Linked DNA regions of Homo sapiens: region 1 is linked to region 2. Evidence: chromatin loops called from intact Hi-C (ENCODE). Cell type or tissue: CD4-positive, alpha-beta T cell. All regions are shown on one strand. Each heading gives the region's core, and the rest is flanking DNA. Links, peaks and the distances in the headings are about the cores only.

Region 1 (11,002 bases), core at 1-5,000, 600 kb before region 2:
AGATGACATCATTCTTGGGTCCTGGCGGCTAGAACTGTATACGATTCTGTAAGTTGGGACAGCAGTCTCTGATTCCTATTCCCAGTCTTTTCTTTTTGAGACGGAGTTTCGCTCTTGTTGCCCAGGCTGGAGTGCAATGGAGTGATCTCAGTTCACCGCAACCTCGCCTACCTAATTTTTAAACTTTTTGTAGAGGCAAAGTCTCCCTATGTTGCCCACGCTGGTCTCAAACTCCTGGGTTCAAGTGATTCTCCTGCCTTAGCCTCCCAAGTAGCTGGGATTACAGGCATGCGCCACCATGTCCAGCTAATTTTTGTAATTTTCTGTTTTTAGTAGAGACGGGGTTTCACCATGTTGGCCAGGCTGGTCTCGAACTCCCGACCTCAGGCGATCCGTCTGCCTCGGCCTCCCAAAGTGCTGGGATTACAGGCATGAGCCACCGCGCCCGGCCCTCAGTCTTAACACGGAGTCCTTTTCTCCCTGCAAAAGCATTAGCAGCAGAGTGTAGAGTAGGTGTGGTGGGGGAAAAATCACTGGACACAGGTTAAAATAATCCCTGTGTAACAATGACTCATTGTAACCAAAGGTGAACCGACTCAACTTTTTAGACTTCAGTTTCCTTCTCTTTAAAATGAGCATAATAATGTACACCTAGCAGAACTGTTGTAAGAAACAATGTCTCGGAAACTAAATTGCTGTAAAACCATAAGACATTTTTATTACAAAACACTGGATATGGGTGGTAACAAGGGAATTGTATAAACGAGAAGGGGGCTAGACACAGTGGCTCATACCTGTAGTCCCAGCACTTTGGGAGGCTGAGGCAGGAGGATCACTTGAGCCCAGGAGTTTGAGACCAGCCTGGGCAACATAGGAGACTGTCTCTACAAAAAATTTAAAAAATAGGTAGGTGTGGTGGTGCACACCTGTAGTCCTAGCTACTTGGGAGGCTGAGGTAGGAGGATAATTTGAGCCTGGGAGGTCGAGGCTGTAGGGAACCATGATCACACCATTACACTCCAGCCTGGGTGACAAAGCAAGACCCTGTCTCAAAAAAAAAAAAAAAGAGAAAAAAAGAAAAGGGACCAGGTATCAAGCACCTAATAAATGTCAGCCCCTAGGGTCAATGGGATTACCTGTGCTTGTTCTTTGAATCATCACAACAATCTTGAGGTGGTAATTAGAGTTAAGTATGTAGAGGGATTAAGCAATTGCTACAAGGTTATTTTCCAGGAGTAAAATTATAAAAATCATAAGTGAATCTGGGGATCTTCAGATGTGGCAAATAACAAAAGTGTTGAGAAATTTAAAGGACACACAACTCCAGTCAGGCTGTGAAGTAATCCAGGTTTCTGGATATGAGACATGGTGTAACTGAAAGAGCATGGTCTGTGTGTCTGCAGTGCCTGCATTCAGCATCATTTATTTGAGCATCCACTGAGTGTCATGTGCAGAGAGGATACAATGTTGAGCAAGACAGTTGTTCACAGAGCTTGCAGAGGAGGCAGTTAAGGAGCATACAAGCAATTACAATGTAAGGATAAGATTACCAATAAAGGAAGCACAGAGGACTATGGAAGCACATGAGGTGACTCCTAATCCAGTGCAGGGTCCTTAGGGAAATGTTCCTGAAGGAAATGTTCCAGACGGAGGCCCAGAACTGTGTGATTAGAATATAGAGTAGTGAGTGATGAAGCTGGAGACAGGGCAGAAGCCAAATCATGAAGGGTTTTATAAGCCATATTAAAAGAGTTTGGGCAAACCCAAGAATATTGGATTTTTGTGCCAGCAAAGCAGTTGAAGAGCTTTAAGCAGGAAAGTGGAAAGAAGTGGTGGTGATACATCTATGGTACTTTAGAAAGACACTTTGGCTGCAGTCTTGTAGGTTAGATTGGAAAATGAAAAGACTAGAAGTATGACATTCAGATAAGTAGTTTAAGTAATCTATTAGCTGGGCAGGGTGGCGTGCACCTGTAGCCCCAGCTACTCGGGAGGCTGAGACAGGAGAATTGCTTGAGCCCAGGAGGCGGAGGTTGCAATGAGCTATGATCCTACCACTGTACTCCAGCCTGGGTAACAGAGTACGACCCTGTCTCTTAAAAAAAAAAAAAAAAAAAAGTAATGGAGATAGAAAAGTGGATGGATTTGAGATGGAATACCATAATTTAAGGGGTAGGCAAAGGATACTAAGATGTGGCCAGAGAGATAGGAGAAAAAACATGAAATGTTATCATGGAAGCCAAAATAAGAATATGCCAAGAAAAGAGTGGCTAACAGTGTTAACTACTGCTTCCAGGTCAAGGAAGAGCAAGACTGAAAATGTTTACCAGATTTATAATCGAGGAGGTCCTGGATGACCTTGGCAAAAGCAACCCCAATGGCATGGGAATGAATGGTAAGGCAGAAGTATTGGGATGCAAGTAGGCAAAAATTGTTATCGAAGTACAGAGGTGAGTTATCTAACCTAGTCTTAGAGAAAAGGGAAGGCTTCCTGGAGGAGGCATTACCTAAGTGGAGTACTCAAGGACAAATAGGAGTTAGTCATGTGGAGGCAGAGAAGGAAAATTTAGGCAGAGAATGCTACATGTACAATTGCTCTTTGGGGGCACTAAAAATAACCTTGTGACTTTGGGCAGTTACTTTGCCCATTTTCTCATCTATAAAATGGGAGTGGATAGTATTGATAGTATTTATCTCACCGAATTGTTGACAAAGATTGGGATAATTTATATAGAATACTGGTACACATTAGGGACTCAGTAATAGTTCACTCCCCCTCATTAAAGTATTACAATGAAACAAAACTTAAAAGATTTTTTTTAAATGAATTTAATCTCTCTCTAGAAACAGTGCACTGATTTTACAAATGTCCACATTTGGTTTTCAGTTTACCAAGATGATGCCAGTATAGCTAGTGAGATGCAGCACCCCATCCTCAGCCCCCTCGCCTCTGGAAGAGACACCAGACTGCAAAGGGCACCGCGTACAGAAGCTAACGGAACTTGAATGACAAGACAAAAAGAGCAGAATCAGTTAGTGTGACACAACATTCTAACATGCCTGATTCTTACATCAAATATGGTAACTTTGGGGTTGGTAGGGGGAGACAAACAAGGAGAATCCACTTGGGAACAATTTGATGAAGTTTGCAAATCAGCACTTTACCCCCAAATTAACAACAGCTTGTATGGAAAAAAAAATGCTCTTTTAAAAGTATATGGTTTGGACAGGTATATTTGTTTTCTCTTGTAGTTTTTGTAAAAAAGTATCAAAACCTTGGCTTTAAATATATATATATATATATATATACACACACACACACGTGGCTTTTTAAAAATTACTTTTTTATAGCACAAAGTGTTTGTAAATGCAGAGGGTTTCTGCTAATTCTTGACTGTGCACATGGTGCATAGCCTGAATGAACAGAGCTTCCTGATTTTTTTTTAACTGAAAAATTGAAGCAGTAATTCTTTAACCTTCTAAATTCTCCATACCCTAAAAATACAGTGTGAGAAGTCTGTTACTCTATCTTCATGCATTTCGGGAAAAGGAATTATTTACTCTGAAACATTTAATGCTAACTCATTTATATTTTGTGAAACGATGAGTGTATGGCTGGAGTTCGGGGGGTAGGGTGGAGAGGCTTGCATTCCTGTGCCATTTCCCCATTCCCACCAGTGCCCAACTGGACAGTGATTAGTATCCCCTCTCCAGACTCAACGTCTTCAACATTTTCGTTTTTCTTTCTCACAGTTGAGAAAATCTAAGAGGCTCTCGACAACATGGCATGCATCTGTGAAAATCCCACTGCCCTTATATTAGTCTTCATTGACCATATAAAAAATCTTTGACTCAAATATATGAAAAGCAGTCAGCATTTCCCTTTGGCCACTGGAAAGCTTGAGGCTGAATAATATCAGTTCTGCAAAGTGCTGGCAATGCATCCTAATGAATTTTCCATGATGCATGTAGTGCCTTGTACACAATGATCAAGAAATGCTTCATTGAATCAGAAATTAATCTATTTTATAAAGTGCTTACATTGAATCTCTTTCCATACAGCCTCATTTCTTGCCCCCCTTGAGCCTTTTGTTCCTGTTAGAATGAACTGTGCAATTCCTAAAGTCCCTGTGCTCTTTCATACCTCTGTGTTTTAGCTCGATGTGTCTCTGTCTGAAGCAGCTTGGAATCCCCTTCTTAATTTTTAAGACTTAAGGTCACTTCTATGATGACCCTATTCCTCATTTCTTAGGTGGAAAGACCCCTCTCTCCTTTGAGCCCTAACAGTGCTCTGAATAGAATCAATGCCTTTTTTGTTTCCACATATATCATCCTCCACTGCTACTGTGAACTCTGTAAAGTCAGAACATGTGTGACTGACCTTTACATCTGCAGTGCCAGGTGTGTAGTTGGTATCTAGTGAGTGGTTTTAGTGAATGAATATACTGCAGTCATACTGAGATAACTGGAGGGATCAATAGGACTTACTGCCATACATTTAAATCCGATCTCATTCTCTTTTTGCCAGTTAACAGGTTACTTCAATCTGTTTTATAAATAATCTGTGTATCAAGAGTAAATAAGTACAGTTTCGTTTTCTCTGTTTCTAGAAGGCATTTCAGTTAGTGCCTTTGTAATTCCACTGGAGGAAAGGTAGACCATAGTATAGGTAGCAGGTTTGATACAATGTTCAGGCAGCCCAAAATAGTCTTCCTGCAGAAGGAAATGGAGGAAACGCACTGGGACTGGCTTCTGATAAATTTTCTGCCCCCTTGGCATTGTCTCTGAGCTTCCTTCCAGCTCTATAGTCCAGTGACTCTGTGATCTGTGATTGGCTGTAGATAGCTATGCACGGGGGCAAAAGGCAAAAGATATGTAACTGTACCTCAAAATGAGGCTGAAAAGCCTCTATGAATGGGGGAAGGTGGATCTGACTCCTCAGGTTTCATCTTATTTACTGCCGTCCAACACATGAATATATCACAATTTGTTTCTTGTAAAGGGTTGCTCCCATTGCTGCCTCTTTCAAACTGCAGTTGTAGCATATGCAGGAAACATGAATGTCTCTGAGAAAAAGTTGTGAATTTCATTGTCATTTTGAGATCTCAGGCTGTATGTCCAGACCCCATTCATCATTTTTTTCTGTGAATGCCAGGATCTTACTGAAAGTTTAGAAACTATGCCTTAGCCACTGTTATCATTTAATTCCTTGGAAAATTCAGTTTCTTTGGAAGGTTACAGAAAAAGTCACTTGTTTTGAGTACATTTCCATGTTTTTCACTGTCATCATTTTTCTTCAGTCAAAAATAATTTTACTTTCCGTTCTTAAAAGAATAGTAATATGTGAGTAAGCTCCATAGGAGTTGGCCACCTGTTCTTAAAATTCTGTTTGGTATTGGTCATTCTAGGTCAACTGCATTTACCCTCTCAATGAATGTTTCAGGACTATCAACACATGCATGTCATGAGGAGATTGCTGGATTATGCAAAACACACTGCCCAAGCTCCAGAATATAGTTATTTTCTTAGAGTTTAGGAGGCCAAGAGTGACACAGAGGAAGGTCCTAGGTACAGGATGCTAGAACTCCAGAATGTCTGACTGAAAATTCAAAGGGTATCAAGCTGGTGAGACATCCAACTTCATTGAGTTGGGGGCATCTGGCAGGTAGGGATGGGAAGGCATTTGCTTAAGTGTGTCAAGTTCCAGGTATGATGAGATTAGATGCAGCTCCTCTGCTCCTACTTAAGTCAAACACTTCCATGTTGCACCTTGTCCCTGGTTGTCTAGTGGGAGTAAGTGGCAGAACAGCAGAGTTAAGAAACTCAAACTCTTTCTCTTTGGATGGGAAAGCCACTGGGGACTGAATCCTTCTGGGACTATAGGATTATGTTTCCAATGGGAGACCCCACAAGTAGAAAAGAGCACTTCTCCCTTCCTCCCCCAAGGCCAAGAAAAGCAAAGAAGATGTCTATAATGAAGAACATCTATACATATACCCGGAGTTTTTCCTTTTATTTACAAAGCAGTAAACCAAATTCCTGTGTGAACATAAATATCCAATATAATATAATATTGCGTATGCCATTTCCCCCCTCAAATATGACTTCAATTTTGGCCAGTTGTTCTGACTTAAGCCAAAAATTAGTTTCATCTATATGAACATATGATGGTAAGTAACCTATTTATTACCTTAAAATGTTTCCCCACATAAAGGAAATGGTAGAGAGTAAGGGGAAAAGAGAAATAAGAGATGTGATAAAACCTATTCCACCATCTTTATCTTCATCCACAGCATGTCCTAGACATTCAGTGCCTGGGCCAGTCTCTATAGTAAACTTGGGCTGATCTGGAAACGTCTCCACTTAGCTCTGTAAGGATGGCACCCTTCAGGGTGCTTCAGAGGAAACTTACTGAATTCAACCCAAGTGTCCTGAAAGAAATTGAAGAAGTTACTCAAAGAGCTGAACTTTAAAACAAGGAGTAGCTGAGGGTGAGGCATATCCTATCTTGAGTTTCTGAGCACTCTGGTACCATGGAATGTCTGTACACTGACCTTCGCCAAAGCCAAGAAAGCCCTGGTAGGAGTCACAGCAGCCATGGGTGAGCTGAAAGGCTTTTCCTGACTTCCTGGGGTCTCAGGAATAGCCAGAGGTGAAAAGATTTGCCTTTTTTACTACATAATTGCACAAACCATGGTATCTATTTTCTGATCCAGATTTCCAAAGGCTTTTCTGAAAACTACAAGATATACCCCTTGTGGACTGTGTGAAAATAAATTTATCTTTATGTATTTGAACAGTAGCCATAGATGTGCCTCTTCTCTACAGATTTTTCTGTCACACACATACACATATAAACACACACATACACACACAGAGTCTGTGTGGTGGGCCAAACATGCCAAAAATAAATACTCTCACTTCTCTAAATTATTTATAGAACTCATCTGATTTTTAAAATATGTTAATAAATAATCTAAATGGGGGAGGGAGTTGAAGTGTTTTTTTTTTTTTTTTACTTATGTTGATGGATAGCCACAAAGCATAATCATCTTATTTACAAAAAACAAATGCCCCAAAACCTAAAAAAGCCCCCCCAGCAACCAAACATCTTCTGTAAATATAGTTTTTAAATGATGAGTAAGGTACTGTGCCATTGGCCCCCATTTGGTTATGTGCATCATGTTAGTCAGCAGTAGCCATTCCACGAATTCCTCATGGGTAGTGCAACCAGTTAAAAAGTGTATAAAACATTATACATAGAAAAACTCTCACATCCTTTGGATGTTTGCAGTTCATCATAACTTTGTGGTTACCTTTCCGCAACATAAATTTAAAAAAAAAATCACACACACACATACACTCACACAGACCCATATATAGAAACCCATTCATCCAGTCATACACCATCCAGAGTGTAGTGCATGGGACTGAATTCCATGAGGCACGAAGGGGGTGATCCCATCCTCAGGGTAGTCCATCATCTTCAAGGCTTAATGCCACTCGCTGGGGAGACAAACCAAAGAATTCATCATTAGATCCATAAGAGTTACTATTTATTTAGTATTGACAAATCACAGACTTACGTTACTTTAACAGGTATTAGCTCACATAATGTTCAAACTATCCTAAGAGACAGGATTTATCCTATTTATTTTACAGATGAGAAACAAAACTCAATGAGCTTAAGTAGGGTTTGTTCTGGATCACATAGCAAGTGGCTGAACTAAAATTTGATCCCAGGTCTGTATGAATCCAAAGCTGTAGATTTTTTCATCATTCTGTTTTGTATCTTTGTAAAGAAGAGTTGCACAGATCTAAATTTTCTTAATCCTCCCTTATAGGATTTTAGGTTTGGTCAATTTCAGTGGGTTAGCTTTGGCAAATGTTAAATTTCAGGCTATGGGGTTACTTGTCTCTAGCATGCTAATCACATTTAGAAAGGTAATATACTGCACCTTCCCAACAGATTAAACACAGTTGGGAGGCAATGCAGGTTAATTAAATTCCATCCCTCTCTCCCTCACCCCTGCTTTCCAGTCATTAGGTAGATGCTAGACTCCTGTCTGCCAAAAATGGCTGACCATGGGAAGGTGAGCCCACTAACCCCTGAACCAGTCTATTCCATTGTGGACAACAGATTTAAATTCTTTCCTATATTAATGTGAAATTTGTTTGTTTATATCTTCTGACATTCCCTGATTCCATCTCAGACTCAGAGACAGTTCTACATAGGACAACCCTTGAAATTTATAGATGGTGTTTGAATTCCCTTCCGTTCATTCTGAGTGTTTTCTTCTCCAGGGTACACATCTAACTTTCCCCAGCTAGTCCTGATGTAATCTTGTTTGCCTCTTTTCCATTTCCCAGATACCCTCCTTTGGAAAGACCCTCCCCAGCTTCAGTACTTTTCCTCATAGTTATGTGAATTTGGGCCAGCCACTTTACTTCTCTGAGACTTAGTTTTATCATCTATCAAATGGGAATAGTAACAGGACCTACCTCACAGGGTTGTTGAGGAATCAAATGAGATAATGCACAGAGAGTGTTTAACATAGTACCTAACAACACATAGGGCCCAGAATATCCTAGGTCAACGTAACCAACATAAAATAGAATCAGACTAGTATCTCCCATCTCTGGACATTCTACATATGATAAAAAGTAACTCTACTGCCTTTCAAGTCATCTTTGGGTTATCTGTAGTTTTTTTATGAATGCAATGGCCATCCTCCACCAGTGTAGATATTTAAGACTATCTTATTCTAGTCTAGCTACCCTCCCACTCTCTCTAAGACAGATCTCTAGGCCAAAGATAGGCCCCAGTAGTGATGGTACAGTTATCCGAGAAATGGACAGAGGAGAGACAGGTTGTTGAGAATATTGATTTCCAGAGCTTCAAGGCTATTTACCTCACGATATAAAGGAAAGAGCATGGGCTTTTGTGTATATACAGACTGGAGTTTGAATTCTGGTTCTGCCACTTCCTGGCTATGACCTTAGGCAAGTTATTCAATTTCTATGAGTCTCAGTTTCCTCATCTGCAAAATGGGGCGAATAATATCAGCTTGATAAGGTTATTATGAAGATTAAATGAGAAAATATATGTAAAACACTGGGAACAGTGTCTGACACACAGTAGGTGCTCACTAAATGTTGATTTCCTTATTTCTCTGCAACTGGCAGAAGCTTATTACTTGGTCCTTAACACTCATCGGGAGTAACTCCCCCTGAGTCATTTCTTTCTCTGGAAATAATGTCACTTTACATGTGCAGAGTGCTTTGTAAGTCACAAAGTGCTCTCACACGTGCTATCTCACTTGTACTTTATAAACTCAGGAGGCAGGTAGAATGGGGGTTGTTATTCTCATTTTACAAATAACAGTGAGCAGAAAGAAGTGACTGAGATCACAGGGCAGTGGAAGGATGGAACTGGGAGTTTTCTTATTCCAAGTTCAGTGCTTCTTCCACTGTGCTCCCTCTGATCTTCAAAAACTGGTCAAGCAACTATTTTTTTGGACTGGCCGAGGTTAAGGATCCTCAAGGCCATCTGCTAACCCTCCTCATTTGCTCCATCTCATTTCCCATGTCTCCCCTTCATGAACAGTTTGCCTCAGCAGCAATTCTGTCTGCCCTGCCCCAAACTTGATTGCTTTCTTCCACATGCCATTCATTGGTCTGTGACTAACCCATTTTTCTTCTTTGCCCCAACACCCAGCTTACAATTTGCAGCCTTCCCAAACCAGAAAGCCTTCTAGGATTGGCTGCGCCTGCCTTGGTTCATGCCCTCACTCACCAGCCCCTCAGACTTAGAGTGGCACTGCCCTACCTTGGATTTGACGACAGGCAGCTCGGAAAGAGGGTTCTTCGGGAGTTGGTGCAGCTGTGACCTTGGTTCCCCCGGCAAGACAAAAAGCTCCTTGAGGGCAGGGGCTGGGTCTTCCGGTTCTCTGGTCTCCCCAAGACAGGGCTCTGCCCACAGTGGGCGATCAAAGCTGCTGATTGCCTGACAGGGGGATGGCACTGTGGATGACCTCTGAGGTCACACTCAGCCCCCTGACTGTGCTGTATAACAGTGACACCTGCTGTGCCACTTTGTGGTCCTCATTCCCCCAAAAAGCCATGCTGTGTTGTACCTTCAAGCCTTTGCACATGCCTCTATCTGGAATGCCATTTCCCTCCTTCTCTCCCGGGAAAACTGCTATTAATCTTTCAAGGACATAGTCCATCTGTCACCTTCTCTGTGAGGCATTCCTTGCCTGATTCCCCAGACAGAATTAATAGCTCCCTTGTTGATGTTTCCATGGCATCTGTTCAACAAATATTTGTTGGGAGTCAGCCATGCCGTGCTAGGCATCAGGAAAACAGATTAATCAGACAGTTCTGCCCTCAAGGATCTTATGGGTTAGTGAGGAGACCACTGAGTAAAAGACAAGTGGACTACAGTGTGACAGGGGCTGTGAGGTAGAGAGGCCCAGAGTACTGTGGGAGAACAAAGCAAGCCAAAGATAGCTTTCTAGAAGAGGGGACTCCTGAGCTTCCACCACGGCATTCAGCACACAATTATACCACTGTATGTTAGTATCTCTAACTCCCTACCAGCTTCTTGGGAGCAAGCATGTTCCTTATTGACTTTTGAATACTTGATATCTAATGTGGTGCTTGGCACATAACTGGCATACAGTATTGAAATGAATACATTTGAATTAAATGGCCACAGTTACCCTTCCAGGCTAAAGGTTCTGAAAATTTACTGAGCAGAAAGAGAGACATTTGGCTTTTTTTACTGCCAGGAAGAGCCTCTAGGTACAAGGTGGTCCTGATACCTTTTTACCTTAACCACCTACCCCAGCATTTCTGTGTTCCCCAGGGCCTAGAACAGTGCCTGATACATGGTGCGTTTTTGATAAATGTTTGAGGAAGGAAAGAAGGAGGAAGGGAAGGAGGGAGGAAAGGAAGGAAAGAAGGAAAGAAAAAAGACAGGGAGGGAGGGAAGGACGGA
Region 2 (5,000 bases), core at 1-5,000:
AAAGTGACAATCAAATTCATGTTGCTCAAGGTAAAACATGTCTGTTTACTGAAAGCTGGCTTTAAGGAAGATGGAGGAGTTGGGACACGAACCAAACCAGAGACAATGCAGTTAGGAGGCAGTCCACCAAAAAGCTGAGGCCGGGCGTGGTGGCTCACATCTGTATCCCAGCACTTTGGGAGGCCAGGGTGGGCGGATCACTTGAGGCCAGGAGTTTGAGACCAGCCTGGCCAACATGGTAAAACCCTGTCTCTATAAAAAATTTTTTAAAAATTAGCCAGGCATCATTCCAGCCCGGGCAACAGAGCAAGACTCTGTCTAACAAAAAAAAAAAAAAAAAAGAATAAAGTTGAACTCCTATCCCACATTCTTTTTGATGTTGTGATTTTGAGACAGCTCGCTCTGTCCCCCAGGCTAGATGCAACAGTGCCATCTCAGCTCACTGCAACCTCCTCCTCCCGGGTTCAAGTGATTCTCCTGCCTCAGCCACCTGAGTAGCTGGGGTTACAGGTGCCCGCCACCACACCTGACTAATTTTTTTTTCAGTAGAGATGGGGTCTCGAACTCCTGACCCCAAGTGATCCTCCCACCTCAGCCTCCCAAAGTGTTAAGATTACAGGCGTGAGCCACAGCGCCCAGCCTCCTATCCCACATTCTATACAAAAATTAACTCAAAATGGATTAAAGACCTACATGTAAGAGCTAAAACTATAAAACTCTTGGAAGAAAACATAGGAGTAAACCTTCATGATCTTGGATTTGGCAATGGTTTCTTAGATATGACACCAAAAGCATAAGCAACAAAAGAAAAATATAGATAAATTGGACATCAGCAATATTTAAAACTTTTTTGCTTCAGAAGACACTGTCAGCCAAGTGCGGTGGCTCACAAGTGCCAAAGGTGGCAACAACCCAAATACCCACATACTGATGAATGGATAAACAAAATATGTGGTATGTCCATACAGTGGATTATTCAGCCACAAAAAGGAATGAAGTACTCATGCATGCTAAACATACACCAGGCACGATGGCATGCACCTGATGTCCCAAATAGTTAGGCGGCTGAGGCAGGAGGACTAGTTGAGCCCAGGAGCTCAAGACCAGGCTGGAGAAGATATCGTATCTCTATTATAAAAATAATTTTTAAAAAAATTTTAGAGGCCAGGCACGGTGGCTCACGCCTGTAATCTCAGCACTTTGGGAGACCGAGGCGGATGACTCACTTGAGGTCAGGAGTTCAAGACCGGCCTGACCAACATGGTGAAACCCCATCTCTACTAAAAATACAAAAATTAGCTGGGCGTAGTGGTGCGTATCTATAATCCCCGCTCCTCGGGAAGCTGAGGCAGAACTCCTTGAACCCTGGAGGCGGGGGTTGCAGTGAGCCGACAACGCGCCATTGCACTGCAGCCTGGGCAACAGGGAGCGAGCCTCCGGCTCAAAAAAAAAAAAAGATAAGACTTACGGACCCAAAAGTTTTTAGTTTGGAATACAGGGGAGATGGCAGTGCACTGGGATAGAAGCACTTTTCCAAAAGGGATCTTTCTCCTCTTTCTCTTTGCACTCCAGAGAAGCGATGTAGTACTGTTAATTCCGTAACTTTAAGGAGGAAGTACTATTCCACTCAGCTCAGTCCCATTCTACCTTACAAAGAACACCTGCCCTGCTTACTGGACCCTAACCCCAGCCTCTACTAATGCCACATTTCTTTCCAATTCCGTGCATTCCTTCCCACTTCTTAACGAAACAAATTAAGTTATTTATTTTGCACCTACTGGATACGGTACCCTTGCGTAAAACTCCGCCTCACTCCCTATTCCAATTTCCATTCAGTCCATCCGTCCCACTCTGACCAGCTTCCTTCCACTCAGGACCCCTCTCCTACCCCGTAACCAACTTCCACTCAGGACTTCCCACAACCCTGCAATCAGTCCCCCAAGTGGTGCCTTCCCCACGCGTTCTCTCCACGCTGCCCCGGGACCGGCCCTCCCCCGCCCAGCGCGCACGCGCGATCAGAGCTTGCCCGCCCGGCCCGACCCTGGCAGTGCGTGCCACAGTGCACGCCGCACTCACGCGCCACAGTATGTCCCGCGACCTGCCGGCGCAGGGCCGGCTCACGGCCGTGGCCATGGAGATGGCGGCCCCTAGTCTAGGGCGTACAGGAGACCGTGCGCCCGCCCGCCACCGCAGTTCAAAGGCAGGAAGGCCCCAGGAGGACCCTGCTGGGTCTGCCTCAAACGCTGCCTGAGCGAAGCCCGGCCCAGGCTCCAACCCATCCCTGCGAGGCTTCGTCTGGACAAGCTCAACAGGCCAGGACTGCCGCGCAGACACGTCCCGCAAACGCGGCTGTAACTCCAGGAACCGCCCTCTGGCGACCAAACGGTCCCTTCGAAGCAGGGTCCAGCGGGGCGCCAGAAGCAGGTGGCGGCGCTGCATGCTGGGAACTGTAGTCTCGACGGCCCCCTGAGAGGAAGTAGGAGGAATGTTGCATTCTGGGACTCGGAGTTCCAAAGTACAGAATGCTGGGAGTCAAGGTCTTCCTGGAGGTGCCTTGAGGCATGCTGGGAATAGTAGTCTTTTATAAAGCCGATAACAGCCACAGTATTGATTGACTGGAATTCTTCAGTTAGAGCTAGCAAAATGATCTGCCCTCATTTCTCCCTATTACTTTATAAGTCACCTAAAAGTGAAACCAAAGGATGTGGTGGTCTTCTCCACAATAGGTACGCAGTAATTTTACTGAAATAAAAAAAAAATTCTCTAGAGATGCCTTTGGTTTCATAAAATCTGGTTTCTACTTCCAGATCTGCCACTTGCTAAATTGAATATTTTTATCTTCTCTGAGCCTCCATTTCTTCAACAGTAAGATAAGGATGAAAATAAAAATATCCTGGTGATGTTGTGAGGATGTAAATAATATGCTATACAAATGTTATCATTAATATACTGCCAGTAAGAAAAAAGGTGTTTCACCAACCCAAGTTTCACCTAATGAAGTCTTCTCAGTGCTTTAGACCTCAGTGAGATCTCTGGATGCATATCGCTAACGCCTTTTTATGCTCAATCACATGCCACAGTCAACATGCAATACTCAAGACAGAAATAGATTCAGTGATTTACTGACTAAGGAAATGCATAGGCTGGTGAGAGGAATTGAGATCACACCTACTGCTCTGCAACGTTTGCTAACAATGGCTTCCTGAATGCTTTAAGATTATATCCTATTCACTTCCAAAATCATGTTACTATCAATCATGTCTAAAGCACTGTAGGACAAACTGGGAATACAACTGATAGATCAAGTCTCTGCCGTGAAGAGATCTATCCGGTGGTGGAGAAAACTTGTAAAGAATTAGTCCAGGCCAGGCACAGTGGCTCACACCTGTAATCCCAGCACTTTGGGAGGCCAAGGCAGGAGGATCACAAGCCAGGAGTTTGAGACCAGCCTGGGCAACATAGTGAGACCTCATCTCCACAAAAACAACAACAACAACAACAACAAACTTTTTTTTAAATTAGCCGGGTGTAGTGGTGCACACCTGTAGTCCAAGCTACTCCATAGACTGAGGCAGGAGAATTGCTTGAACCTGGGAGGTTCAGGCTGAAGTGAGCAGTGATGGCGCCATCACACTCCAGACTGGGCCATAGAGTGAGACCCTGTCCAAAAAAAAAAAAAATCAGTCCAAATGCGTGTTCATAAAGACACCTCAGGTTCTAAGGTTCTTGTGGTAGAGACTACTCGTTGTCTGCCTCAATATCTATTCTCCCCTTCTTTCATAATAATTGAACTCCCAGTTTTTTAACTGGGCATATAGTTATATTTCCCAGCCTCTTTTGCAGCTAGGTATGGCCAGCTGACTGAGTTCAGGCCAATAAAATATAATCAAAGTATTGCATGGTAGCTTCCTAGAAACCCCCTTAAAAGGGAGCTACTGCATGATGGTCTTTGCCTCTTCTTAATCCCATCCTCCATTCAGCTGCCTGGATTTGGGATGTGTTGGCTGCAGCTCTAGCACCATACTGGACCACAGAAAGGGGGTCACACTGTAGGGAAAATGAAGTACTGAGCCTAAAGGAGACTTGATTATTTATGGCAACCATATCAGTTCTAGGCTACCTGCCTTTACCTCCTAATTTCATTTACACAAGAGAGACAATTATTTATTGTTTAAGCCACATCTATTTTTTTTTTTTTTTGAGACAGAGTCTCACTCCTTTGCCCAGGCTGGAGTGCAGTGGCATGATCTCAGCTCACTGCAACCTCCGCCTCTCGGGTTCAAGTGATTCTCCTGCCTCAGCCTCTTGAGTAGCTGGGATTACAGGCGCATACTACCATGCTGGCTAATTTTTGTATTTTTTAGTAGAGACGGGGTTTTGCCATGTTGGCCAGGCTGGTCTCAAACTCCTGACCTCAGGTGATCTGCCTGCCTCAGCCTCCCAAAGTGCTGGGATTACAGGCATCAGCCATCGCATCCAGCCTCTGCTTCTGTTTTTATAGCACCTATCACAGTCTTAAATCATCTTGTTTGTTTACTTCTTATTGTCTGACTTCTCACTAATATACAGACTTCACAAGAGCAGGGACTTTGTCTTGTTTATCATCGCTTCCAAAGTACCCATTACATTAGTAAGTAATAAATGAATTTTTATTTAATGAATAATGAATGAGTGGAAGAAATTAACTATATTGGACAGTGTTTCTTCAGGACAAAAACTTTTGATACCTATATCAAAGGGGGATTTAATGCAGGGAATTGATAACAAAGTTGTTGGAGAGGCTAAAAAAGCATAGGAAAGAAAGAACGGGGCTGTAGTAGCTAAGAGCAGAATGGAGTTACTGCCCAAATACCAGGAAGCTACTGCTTCCATTTAGAGCCATGAGACAACACTGAATGCTGAGCTGCTGAGGGTGGTGCCCCTGCTGCTGTTAGAACCACTCTGTTGATTTGAGCACCCTGTAGCTGCTGAAAGCACCACCCAGAAGTGCCTGCAACTAT

The links. Hi-C counts contacts between places; a loop is a spot of excess contacts. Peaks named below come from ENCODE experiments on the same cell type or tissue, not always from the same donor. Only the 100,000 strongest peaks of a DNase experiment are listed, where the experiment ranks them.
Region 1: it touches region 2 in a loop (5-fold over the local background); 7 of 110 quality-filtered maps call a loop at or near these places.

Annotation. Positions count from the first base shown.
Region 1 is chr1:53,239,551-53,250,552 of GRCh38, forward strand. It overlaps LRP8 (LDL receptor related protein 8), which reads right to left. Exons shown (of 19, transcript NM_004631.5): 18 at 9,830-10,006; 19 at 2,814-7,506. The coding sequence ends at 7,468. MAGOH-DT (MAGOH divergent transcript) reads left to right here. Exons shown (of 3, transcript NR_038953.1): 2 at 2,297-2,395; 3 at 2,888-3,233. Among named protein-coding and RNA genes, the nearest start is that of MAGOH-DT, 6.4 kb to the left of the region's middle. In CD4-positive, alpha-beta T cell, for the core only: no CTCF peak of the experiment used is centred there; no DNase peak of the experiment used is centred there.
Region 2 is chr1:53,836,129-53,841,128 of GRCh38, forward strand. It overlaps NDC1 (NDC1 transmembrane nucleoporin), which reads right to left and starts at 2,168. Exons shown (of 18, transcript NM_018087.5): 1 at 2,077-2,168. The coding sequence starts at 2,133. RefSeq lists a silencer at 1,922-2,051 and an enhancer at 2,162-2,641. In CD4-positive, alpha-beta T cell, for the core only: no CTCF peak of the experiment used is centred there; DNase peaks (open chromatin) are centred at 1,293, 2,143 and 2,463; H3K4me3 peaks cover 1,748 bases; H3K27ac peaks cover 542 bases.